Linked DNA regions of Mus musculus: region 2 is linked to region 1. The links are chromatin loops, found by intact Hi-C in ENCODE. Cell type or tissue: left cerebral cortex. All regions are shown on one strand. Links, peaks and the distances in the headings refer to the core of each region. The heading gives the core; the rest is flanking DNA.

The links. Peaks named below come from ENCODE experiments on the same cell type or tissue, not always from the same donor. Only the 100,000 strongest peaks of a DNase experiment are listed, where the experiment ranks them.
Region 2: it touches region 1 in a loop (2.5-fold over the local background); 12 of 42 quality-filtered maps call a loop at or near these places.

Annotation. Positions count from the first base shown.
Region 1 is chr3:29,809,831-29,815,215 of GRCm38, reverse strand. All of the region lies in intron 3 of Gm33206 (a long non-coding RNA gene), which reads left to right. Among named protein-coding and RNA genes, the nearest start is that of Mannr, 78 kb to the left of the region's middle. In left cerebral cortex, for the core only: a CTCF peak has its summit at 2,110 (motif pointing left); DNase peaks (open chromatin) are centred at 1,659 and 2,159.
Region 2 is chr3:30,547,521-30,552,905 of GRCm38, reverse strand. No RefSeq gene overlaps it. Among named protein-coding and RNA genes, the nearest start is that of Mecom, 40 kb to the right of the region's middle. In left cerebral cortex, for the core only: a CTCF peak has its summit at 2,538 (motif pointing left); DNase peaks (open chromatin) are centred at 2,473, 3,782 and 4,899.

The sequences.
Region 1 (5,385 bases), core at 84-5,083:
CACAAATGGATGCTCACAGGGCACAAACACATGTTCTTAGTTGCAGCCCAGGGAAGATGAAGCTGATCATTTAATGTGGAGCTTTCTAGTGAACGGTGGTAGCCAATACTGACGACTAAGAAACATTCACTTCATGAAAAACACTTGAGTAATGACATCTTTTCTATTTCAGCCTTTTAACGAGGCATGGGATCTGGGATTGAACGTAAAGCTGCTATAGGAAACAGGCTATGCCCACAACTGATCACTGCCTGGACTGACTCGTGTTTATTATCTGCATTTCTCTATTGTTTTACCACCTGCCAGAAAGTTTGGCTTGTTTCTCTGCCGGCTGCACATTGGATGCCCAAGTCTCATACACAGACAAAGCTTCCTTCCACGGGAGAAAAGACATAGCTAGACTGGGGTTCTGGGGTCACGGATGCATGGTTCTTGGTCATTATGTTTGGCTTTTAGACTCAGTACTTTATTCTCTCTGTCTCAAATAAGAAAGATACCCATACTTCCTTGATAGCTCTGGTAACACTGAAGTATTGAAATAATAAAATTATAAGTTTTGCAAAGCAAACAGAATTAACATTATTGGCAGGCAAATGTCATTGCCATTTGGAACCCGAGAAAGGTTAACTTTTATACATGGCTAATTTTATCTGGTTACTTAATTTTTGCCTGTAAGTAGACATTTGGGGGAATAGAAAATAAGTCATGAGCATGCTGTATTTTCATCTACTTTGTCTTCTCCTGTATTCCTGAGTTTTGAAGCCATTACAAAATCAAATACTTGTTTAATCTAACCCTTTCCCATTTTTAAGTATAAACAAGAAAAAATGACACCATAGGCACATCACTTCTCCCTCAAAGTTATTTCAGGACCTTGGTTTTTGTCACTAGAATTCTCTCTTCAAAACATAGAAGAGATCCTGGCCACATACGGACTGGCCCACCTAAAGGTTCACCCTTATTATTGCACATAGTGAAGGGTGCTCTTTCCCTCAATTACACAGTCCTTCAAATCTACATAAACAAACAGGAGCTATGCCTGCATGTCTAGATCCCAAATATTCTATTTCTCATACATTACATTCTAGTCAAAGCAAATCCACTGATCTGGACCCTGCATTTAAAAAAAATGTTGAAATTAGCCCGACAGACCTGAATAGCAGGTCAGTGTGATGATTCAGGGGACTAGTCTTGTAGACAGCTGAAAGAGAGCCCCCTTTCCTCCAATTGTCTTTTTACCACATCTGTTGTTAAGTCAATGCTGCATATAGAGTTTAGATTGCACATAGAAGAGGATGAGAGAAGGAAACAAACTTATTCAAAGTTATTCCTTGCTCCTCTCTGCCCCTGTCCCACCCTGCTCAGCTCCTACTGTTAGAATCCTAGCCAGAGTTCATTGTGAACCACTGGAGGCATGTTTCCATTGGCATTCGCCTCCCTTCCCATCACAGCCTACCAACTAGGCAAGAAAGAGGACTGACGAGAAACAAAGGTAAGATTTGTTCTAGAAGATGATTTATTCTGCTGTAATTTCTTCCAAGAGCTCTTTCCCCCAACACACACTCCCCCTCTTTCCCACTTAAATAAATAATGAGCTTGGGAAGTCCTTTAGCCCGTTTTGCTTATAGACATATTTCTAAAAGAAAATAGAGACAGTGTATTCTGGAAGTTTATGTAAGGTCCAAGAACAGAGTCACTCTGGTGCAGCTCCCATCCCGGCTACAGCAGGTTTCTTTATGGTGAGTATGACAAAGGGCAGGCTGTGCTGCAGGAATGCCAGTCGCCGCCGCTGTTCCAGAACCTTCTATCACTCTTCCTGATTTGACATGAAATATTAAACACCGGTTACCAACAAAACGTTATTGAACACAGATGTCCACTATCATTTTCAAATTGCTAAAGTCAATTTAGGAATATATATATATATATATATATATATGCATTTCCCTAAAACACAAATGTCATGTGACAGTAATGATTTCACAATATACCATTTCAATTAAAAGAGGACATTGTATATGTGTTTTCATTTTAAAAATCCCTTCTCTTTCATTAAAAAGGTCTGGGTCTTTCAGTACAAACTGGACCGAAGATTGAAAAATAAATTAAAAGAAAGAGCGCCACCTACTGATGCATTTAAAAACTCTCCCATCGGCTCTATTTCTGAATGGAAAAGGCACAACAGGGACCTTGTGAACAGTAACTCAGACTGCTTGGCTCAAAGAGAAGAAAGAAAGGAGCAGGAGTTGCCCCCGTGGAAAGCAACTGGCTAGAATGGAGCTGTCTCCATAATGGAGAAAGCCTCCCCTTTTCTGTGCCCCTCAGAAGCTCTAATTAATAAGTCTGCTCCAGGTTTAGTGCTCCCCCAAGACACGGGTTAACTGTGCCGTTCCCTTTTGCTGGGTTTACCGAATCCGGTCGGGTCACACATTTTGCTCCATTACAATAATCGTATTCATGTCACCGGCTGCCCCTTCCGACTCTCAGACATGGTGGGCGCCCTTTGAAAGGATTTACGGGACCATTTCTCCCACCAGTGAGGTTGGGCTTGTTCAGAGCCTACCATACTCCTCCCCTGCCCCCACCCAGCCTAGATTCATGTGATTTCACAGGGGAGGGAAGAAAAACATCCACTGGGAACTTAAAGCCTACCTCAGGAGGCAAAGAGTAGTTAGTTGAGGAGAAAGCAACTGAACCAGACCAGGAGGGAGATGGCTCAGAGAGGCTGATCAATGGCCCCTGCAGTTTTTGCTGTCCCATGCCCCGCCACCTATCTATACGGTCTTCCAGGACCAACTTAGATTCCTGCTTTGACACATCTTTTAAGAAAGGCACACTCTCTGAGTCTCTCTTTGTGTGCCTTACGTTACAGACAGATGTAACTTATTGTGAGCGCATCCTGGCCTCTCAAAGGGTCTTGGGGTCCTGGTTTTCTAGCATGGACTTAGGTTTATAACACCACTGGCTTTCTTTTAAGATGAGTAAAGTCTAAATTATGTTTGTTTCCTACTTTTAAGCAGTGGCTATAAGAAATATTATCAATATGCAACAGGACAGCATCTAGAAACACACAATGGAGTAATTTAGAGTAAAGTCCCTTTGAAGATGTCTGTTCAGCCATGCAGAGACTTGATTAGCTAACCGTAGGCCCAGGTATTCAAAGTCTGAATAGAAAATGTTTATCTTCCCCCAAATGAATCACACATCACCTATCACTATAGAGTTGCCAAACTGTATGGTTTCCTTGTCACACATAAATTCAATAGCCGGCCACATCCAGGGACAGAAATTCCTTATAAATCAAACACCTACATACATTACAAAGAAAGGGAGTGGGACATACTGCCGAGTTTCAGTCAATCAAAACATGTGTGACGAGGGTCTTGTGTATCCAAGGCACAGTGCTAGGTTTCATGGGGACATTTAATGAAATATGACCTGGCCCAACCTCCAAGCAGGGGAACACCTGCCTTCCACTGCTGCTCTGGAGATTATGTGCAATGGCTGAGCAGTGCAGGGTGACAGGTAAATGACTACTATTATCATGACTACAAGGTCATTTTGAAACAATATTTAAAGCAGAGGTGGGAGAGATGGCCAAAATGGAAGAAATAATATGGGATTGAATGGTGACACGGTGACACTGATTTACTGGGGTCAGAAAAAGAATGAACATGTCTGAATCTTACCTTCAGAAAGCTTCATGCAGAGGGTTTCAGCTCTGAGTTTACTGTTTTCAGAAACTCATTAGGTTCTAGGCAGAAGGCTGAGCTATTGACATTTTCAACTCATTTTTCAAACCTCCCCTAATTCAAAGGGTATAAAGACATTATCAGCCTACTTTTATGGTTTAGAATTCCAGAGAGACTAAGGTACGCATGCTGTCACATGGAGTTTTCCTACTTAATCAAATTGTCTCCACTATAGACACATGTGTGTGTGTGTGTGTGTGTCTGTGTGTGTGTGTGTGTGTGTGTGTGTGTGTGTGTACGTGTGTGTGCATGCATGTGTTTATATCTGTGTACACCTGTATGTGTGCAAGTGCACATATGTGTGCACATCCGTTGAGGTCAGATGATGCAAAGTTGACTTCAAGCGTCCTCCTCAGACACCATCAACATTTGTAGGCTTTTGTTTTATGCTTTTGTTTTCTCTCTCCCTTCCCCCATCACCCTCTCCCCCTCTTTCCCTTCTTCTCTTCCTCCCACCCTCTCTTACTTTCCCCCACTCGCTGTTGCTGAGATACACTCTCTCGATGGCCCAGAGCTCAGTGACCAGCACTGGGAGAGCTGGCCAGGGGTGTCCTATGGATCTCCCTAGCTTTGCCTATGCTGGTTTTAGAGAACACTCCACACTGTCAGCTTTTAAAAGTGGGTTCTGTGGCTGGAACTTGAGTCCTCATCTGTGGCCAACGCTTTGCCAGCTGAGCTCTCTCCCAGGCATTAGAATAGGATTTTAGACTCTAGGGTTGAGAGGGATGCACAAGCCCTCTTTGCTACCTTTGCAGATAGAGAGGGCTGTAGGAGAAAACATGCCTGAGCTTACATGCCTAACTAGTGACTTCACAGAACTCAGAAAGCAAGGTCTACCCTGCCAGACTGGTGCTATTTATAAAGTTTTCAAATATTTCTCAGTAAGTCATAAATCAATAGCCATTATTTTTATAAATCCAAAAGGCCATGTAAGGAAAACCTCTCTGCTGCGTGTCAGCTCTACATCTTCTCTTTCTTTGGCCAAGGAGAGAGCTACTCATTTCCTGTTTCTGAGAAATCATTCATTAACCCTCTCTCAGATTCCATCCCAGCCCCATCCACAAGACAGTTATCCTAGTATCAGGCTGGCTCAGACAGCAAAATGGAGGCAAAATGTATATCACAGCATGGGAGCATATGTCTGGAAGTCTAGGGAAACTGGACCATTTTCTTCCTTAATTCGCCTTTTGGTAGAACTTGAATCTAATCTGTTTGCTGGGTAGTCTACATTTTGGGGTTAGAAGCATACGTCTTCTATGGTTCCTGGGTGGTACATATTCAATCAGAATGTCAATCAAAGCAGATTGTCTTCCAAAATGAAGAGATTTTGCTCAGCCTCATTCTTTTCCTTGGCATAAAATGCTGATACAACATGGGTGTCCTTGCTTTGTTCTGTGACATAGTTCTACCTATCTTGATACCCTCAGCACAAGACTAGAGGCACTAAATCACATGACCCTGAAGTAGGCAGACCTTCTTAAAAGGAGACTATAACCAAGCAACAACAAATTGTAATTGTGGTGCCTTAACTTTCAGCTCAGCAATTCAATCATTTTTCTCGTTTTGAAAGCAATTCTTTGTTGAAAAAATATTTGAGGATGCTGAAGAGATGTCTGAGTGGTTATGAGAACTG
Region 2 (5,385 bases), core at 89-5,088, 740 kb before region 1:
CAGGAGACAATTTCCTGAACAGAACACTAATGGCTCGGGCACTAAAAGCAACTATTAATCAACGCCGTTCATGAAACTGAAAAGCTTCTGGAAGTCAAAGGACACCATCAATAGGACAAGACAACAGCCTACAAACTGGGGGAAAAGCTTCACCAACTGAACATCAGACAGAGGGCTAATATCCAAAATATGTAAAGAATTCAAGAAGTTAGACACCAACAACCCGAGTAACACACTTTAAAAATGTACAGAGCTAAAAAAAAATCCTTAACAGAGGAGTATCTACTGACTGAGAAGCACTTAAAGAAATGTTCAGCATCCTTAGTCATCAGGAAAATGCCACTCAAAACAATTCTGAGATTCCACTTTACACCCATCAGATGGCTAAGATCAAAAACTCAAAGAACAGCAGATGCTGTCACAGGTATGGAACAAGGGGAACACTCCTCCATTGCTGGTGGGAGTGCAAACTTGTACAACCACTCTAAAAATCAATTTGGTGGTCTCTCAGAAATTTAGGAATAGTTCTACCTCAGGACACAGGTATACTACTCCTGGGCTTACAAAAGATGTTCTACAATCCCAGAAGGACACTTGCTCAACTATGTTCATAGCATCTTTATTTATAATAGCCTGATACTGGAAACAACCTAGATGTTCCTTTCTTGACTGAAGAATGGTTCATTTACACAATGGAATACTACTCAGCTATTAAAAGCAAAGACATCATGTATTTTGCATGCAAATGGATGGAACTAGAAAATATCCTGAGTAAGGGAGGGAACTGGATGGGATGGGGGATAGGAAAGGGAGTGAAGGTAAGGATTGGGTGTAGGGAGAGCAGGGAAGAGAGACCAGAAATTGGAGGTAGGTGGTGGTGGTGGGGCACACCTCTAGGATGTGCCAGAGACCTGGGATGTGGGGAGTCTCCTGAGGGTCTATGGGGGTGACTCTAACTGAGACTAGCAGTGGAAGATATGGATCCTGAACTGGCGACTGCCTGTACCTGTGCAGGACTCTCAGTGGAGGGATAAGGACACCAACTCACCCCACAAAACCTTTGACCCAAAATGTGTCCTGCCTTCAAGATAGAGCAGAGATGGAGGGAATGGCCAACCAATGACTGGCTCGAACTTAGACTCATCCCATGTATGAGAACCAATCTCTAACACTATTAACGATATTCTATTATGGTTGCAGAGAGGAGCCTAACATAACTGTCCTCTGAGAGGTTCCACCCAGCAGGTAATGGAAACATACAGAGACTCCACAGCGGAACATTAGATGGAGCTTGGGGAATCTTATGGAAAAGTTGAGGACAGAGATGCCACAGGAAGACCAGCAGAGTCAGCTAACCTGGACCCTTGGGGACACCCAAAGACTGAATCACCAACCAAAGAGCCAGCATAGGCTGGACCTAGGCTTCCCAAACATATGTAGCAGATGTGCAGCTTGGTCTTCATGTGGGTCCCTTAACAACTGGGGCAGGCGCTGTTCCTGACTCTGTTGCCTGCCTGTGGATTTCATTCCCATAACTGGGCTGCCTTGTCTGGCTTCAGTGGGAGAGGATGTGCCTAGTCCTGCAGTGACTCGATGTGCTGGGGAGGGGGTATTGATACCCAAGGAGGGCTCCTGCTTCTCAGAGGTGAAAGAGAAGTGGGGGGGGGGAATCTGTGTGAGGGGGCACTGCAATGAGAGAGGGTGCTGATATTGGGATGTAATGTGAATTTTAAAAAAAGTGCAAACAGTCCAACTGGATTAACTCAAGCTACAAAACTTCTATGTGAAGAGACAACATGAAACTGGGAGAAAATATTTGCAATCTCCATCTGATAAAGATTAGTATCCAGGATACATAAAACAATCAAACAATTCAGAGCCAGTGAGATGGCTCAATAGGTAAAGGTGTTTGCCACCAAGCCTCATGATCTGAATGCCAGTCCAGGGCCCAGCATGGTAGAAGGAGGGAACCAATTTAAGTTATCCTCTGACGTCCACAGCCATGCAGTGGAATGTGTATGTACCCCCTCCCCCACAGTACATAAATAAATAAAAAGTGTAAAAGATGATTTGGATACTCAGTTCTCAGAAGACATACACGTGTATTTATATAAGTGTAAGTATACAATATAGAGGCCTAAACATTTGAGATAAGTTTAGTATTGTTTATCATCAACAAAATGAAAATGAAACTCACCCATGTAGGATGGTGTGGTGGTTTGAATAGGAGTGGCTCCCATAGGCTTATAGATTTCAATGGTTGATTATCAGGGAGTGGCACCTCTATTGGAAGCCAATCAATGAGATGAGGCAAGGGGAAGGTATATAAGGCATGGCAAGTGAGGAAGAAACGAAAACTGTTTCTATTAACACAGAAAGCTTAAAGGTGCGGCTGGAGAGATGGCTCAGTGGTTAAGAGAACACACTGCTCTTGCAGAGGACCAGTTTAGCTCCTGGCCCTGATGTAGAGCAGCTTACAAACATCAGGACAACTGACACCCTCTTCTGGCCTCTTCAGGTACTTCATGCTTTTGTGCAGCCCTCCTCCCCCCCATACACAAAGACAGGCATTTGTATAATTAAAAATAATTTTTAAAAACTTTTTTTAAAAAGGAAGATATCTACAAAAGCTCCCAGAACTAATTAAGTTTAGGAAGTATATATTGCATAAAAATCATATCTTGAAAAATCAACTGTGTTTTACTAGCAGTGAAAAAAGTGTACTGGTTGTTTATAGAAAAGGAAGAAAAGAAAGAGATGAGAGAGGAAAAGAAAATAGAGAAAGGAAAGGAAGAGAGGCGAGAATACAAGGAAGCTGAATGTGACTGCTCACTCCCATAATTCTAGCATTTGGAGGGTGGAGGCAGGGCTATTGTGAGCTTCAGGCTAGACTACACTATACAGTGCCTATATATTGGCTAAAAACAAAAGAACATCTATTAGTGTATATCTAACTAACTATGGGCACGCATGCACACACGCACACACACAAACACACAATCATGTACATACACACACAGAGCGGGGGTCTGTATGTTGCAGAGTTGCAGATAAGAATGCAATGTTTTTAGTAACTGAAATCTGGAAACCTCTTAAATAACCTTCACTTGTACAAACAGTGACAGGCCCTGCTGACAGCACTCGATCAGCAGGAAAAGGGAAGAGGCGATATGCTCTACATCTAACAACACGAGTGATCCTCCAGTGTACTGTGTAGAGCGGGAGAAGCCAGGCTCAAAGGCTGTACGGTAGGTAGCTGAGGGCAAGAGTGGCACAGCAGCTCACATTGAGTAATTTGTAAATAATGTGTGTTTAATTCACACAGATCAGGGGGCAGGGAAGTCCAGGTTCCAGGAGAGCAGACCAACGTCCACTGAAGGCCAGCTGCTTGCTGGTGATGCGACCAGTGTCTGTTCTCCCATTGTGAGAGGAGGAAACCTTTCTTTTATTACCTTTTTGTTTACTCCCTGTGTGTGCGTGAGTGTGTGAACTCAGGTAACCCAGCTTGATGATGGGTGCGTTTACCTGCAGAGCCACCTTGCGGGCCCTTGGGCCTCTTATATCAGAACACTGATCCTACCTGTAAATTCTCTGCACTTGTGACTTAACCACCTCCCCATGTTCCCACCTCTTAACACAAACGCATCGGGAGTCAGGTTTCAGCACATGAACCAAGGAGGACAGAATCACACACCACAGCAGCAGGATTCCGTGTATATGACATAATTCTGGAGCAGGCAAAGATCCAGATGAGCAGATGGGACGTTCTGCTTTGGGAAGTCCTAACAGCAGCCTGAGAGAACATTTCAGGAGTCTCGAGCCTGTTCCGTAGCAAACCTGCTGTGCTGATCACATAGTTTTGTGCATTTTTCAAAATTCACAGATGGTTTACCAAAAGTACGATGTATTCCTGTATTTAAAGCTTGGAGACTCCAAGAACACTGGGGATAGCCATGCAGAATTTGGAAGAACCAGAGGAGAGTAAGGCTGAAAAGTTTTGTGACTCTTGCTAACCAGGAGGAACTTTCTCCCGAAGAAGAATACAAAAGGCTGCAGAGTACTTCCCTGGCAAGCTCAAGGTCCAGGCTTCAGCACTGAACAAACAAACAAACAAACAAAACAAAACAAAAACAAAAACAAAAACAAAAAAAACCAAAACAAAACAAAAACCAAGCAAACCACCCAAAAGCAGACAGTTTCAGTCTCCGAAGTCATCCCCTCACCCTCCTACTCTCACTGACCGTTGCCTCGTCCTTGAGTTCTCCAAGTTCAGCCTGTCTAAGTGTCCTCCTATTGGTATTGCATGCTGCCAGACGGATCCACAAGGCCCCTCTATTACACTTTGAGCAACTCTGCAGAATACCCAGTAACACTGCTCAGGCTTCTGGCCGATAGAAACTGTGAGGTAACACATAGGCTTTGTTTTAAGCAGCTAAATTTCTGGCAAATTGCTTGTAGTGAAGGAAACCTACATACAAGTAGAAGGAAACCATTGATGGGAGAGCCAGGGTGATGAAATTGTTTAGTGAACCTTTTAATGTATACTTGATTTATTTTTATTTTATGTATCTGGGTGTTTACCTATGCCTTGGGCATGCCTGCTGTCAGTGGAGGTCAGAAGAGGATATTAAATTCTATTGCAATGGAGTTCCAGATGGTTGAAGGCTGCCACTTGTATGGTGGGAGCCAAACCTAGGTCCTCTGCAGGTGCAGCAGATGCTTGCAATCACTGAACTGTCTCTCCAGCCCTATACTTTTGAATTTAAGACACAAGAAGAGATTATCTATTTAGGACAAACTTAAATTAAAAAAAAAAGAAAGTGAAAACAAATCCCAAAGCTCTTAAGTAGGAGGGGGAAGTTCCGCTAGGCCTAGTTTCTCTACAGAGTTCTGCTTCATGCTCCAGGTCTTCCCAAATGTGCAGTTACCACCCGGTAGTACGGGGCTCATCCTGATATCTTTGCTGGCCATAAGTCAGTTCCAGAAGGTGAGGACCAGCAGCTGGAGAAATAACGAGCGTGGAGGTAAGCTCCCAGTATTTTTTAAGGAATGCGCACATGAGGACATGCAGGGACAGTGTGGGAGGATTGTGTCAAGCTTCCTCCGGACTCTGCAATATAACTTTCCTTCTCTCAGTTGCAGGAGAAGCCACCCCCCCACCCCCAAATCCATGTTCTTATACTTTTGGAAATGCCTTCTGTCTGCTCTCATCAGCGACAACACTTCTGAGATGGTTTGGAAATATTTATGCAGCCAATCCCGGTTACAAACATCGGCAGTAGGGAAGAAGTCAATGGAAATCGGAGAGACAATTAAACAAGACTCTGAGGAAAAAAATAAGGCATAGCAGAAAACACACAGCAAGCATGCCAGAGATGGTAGGAG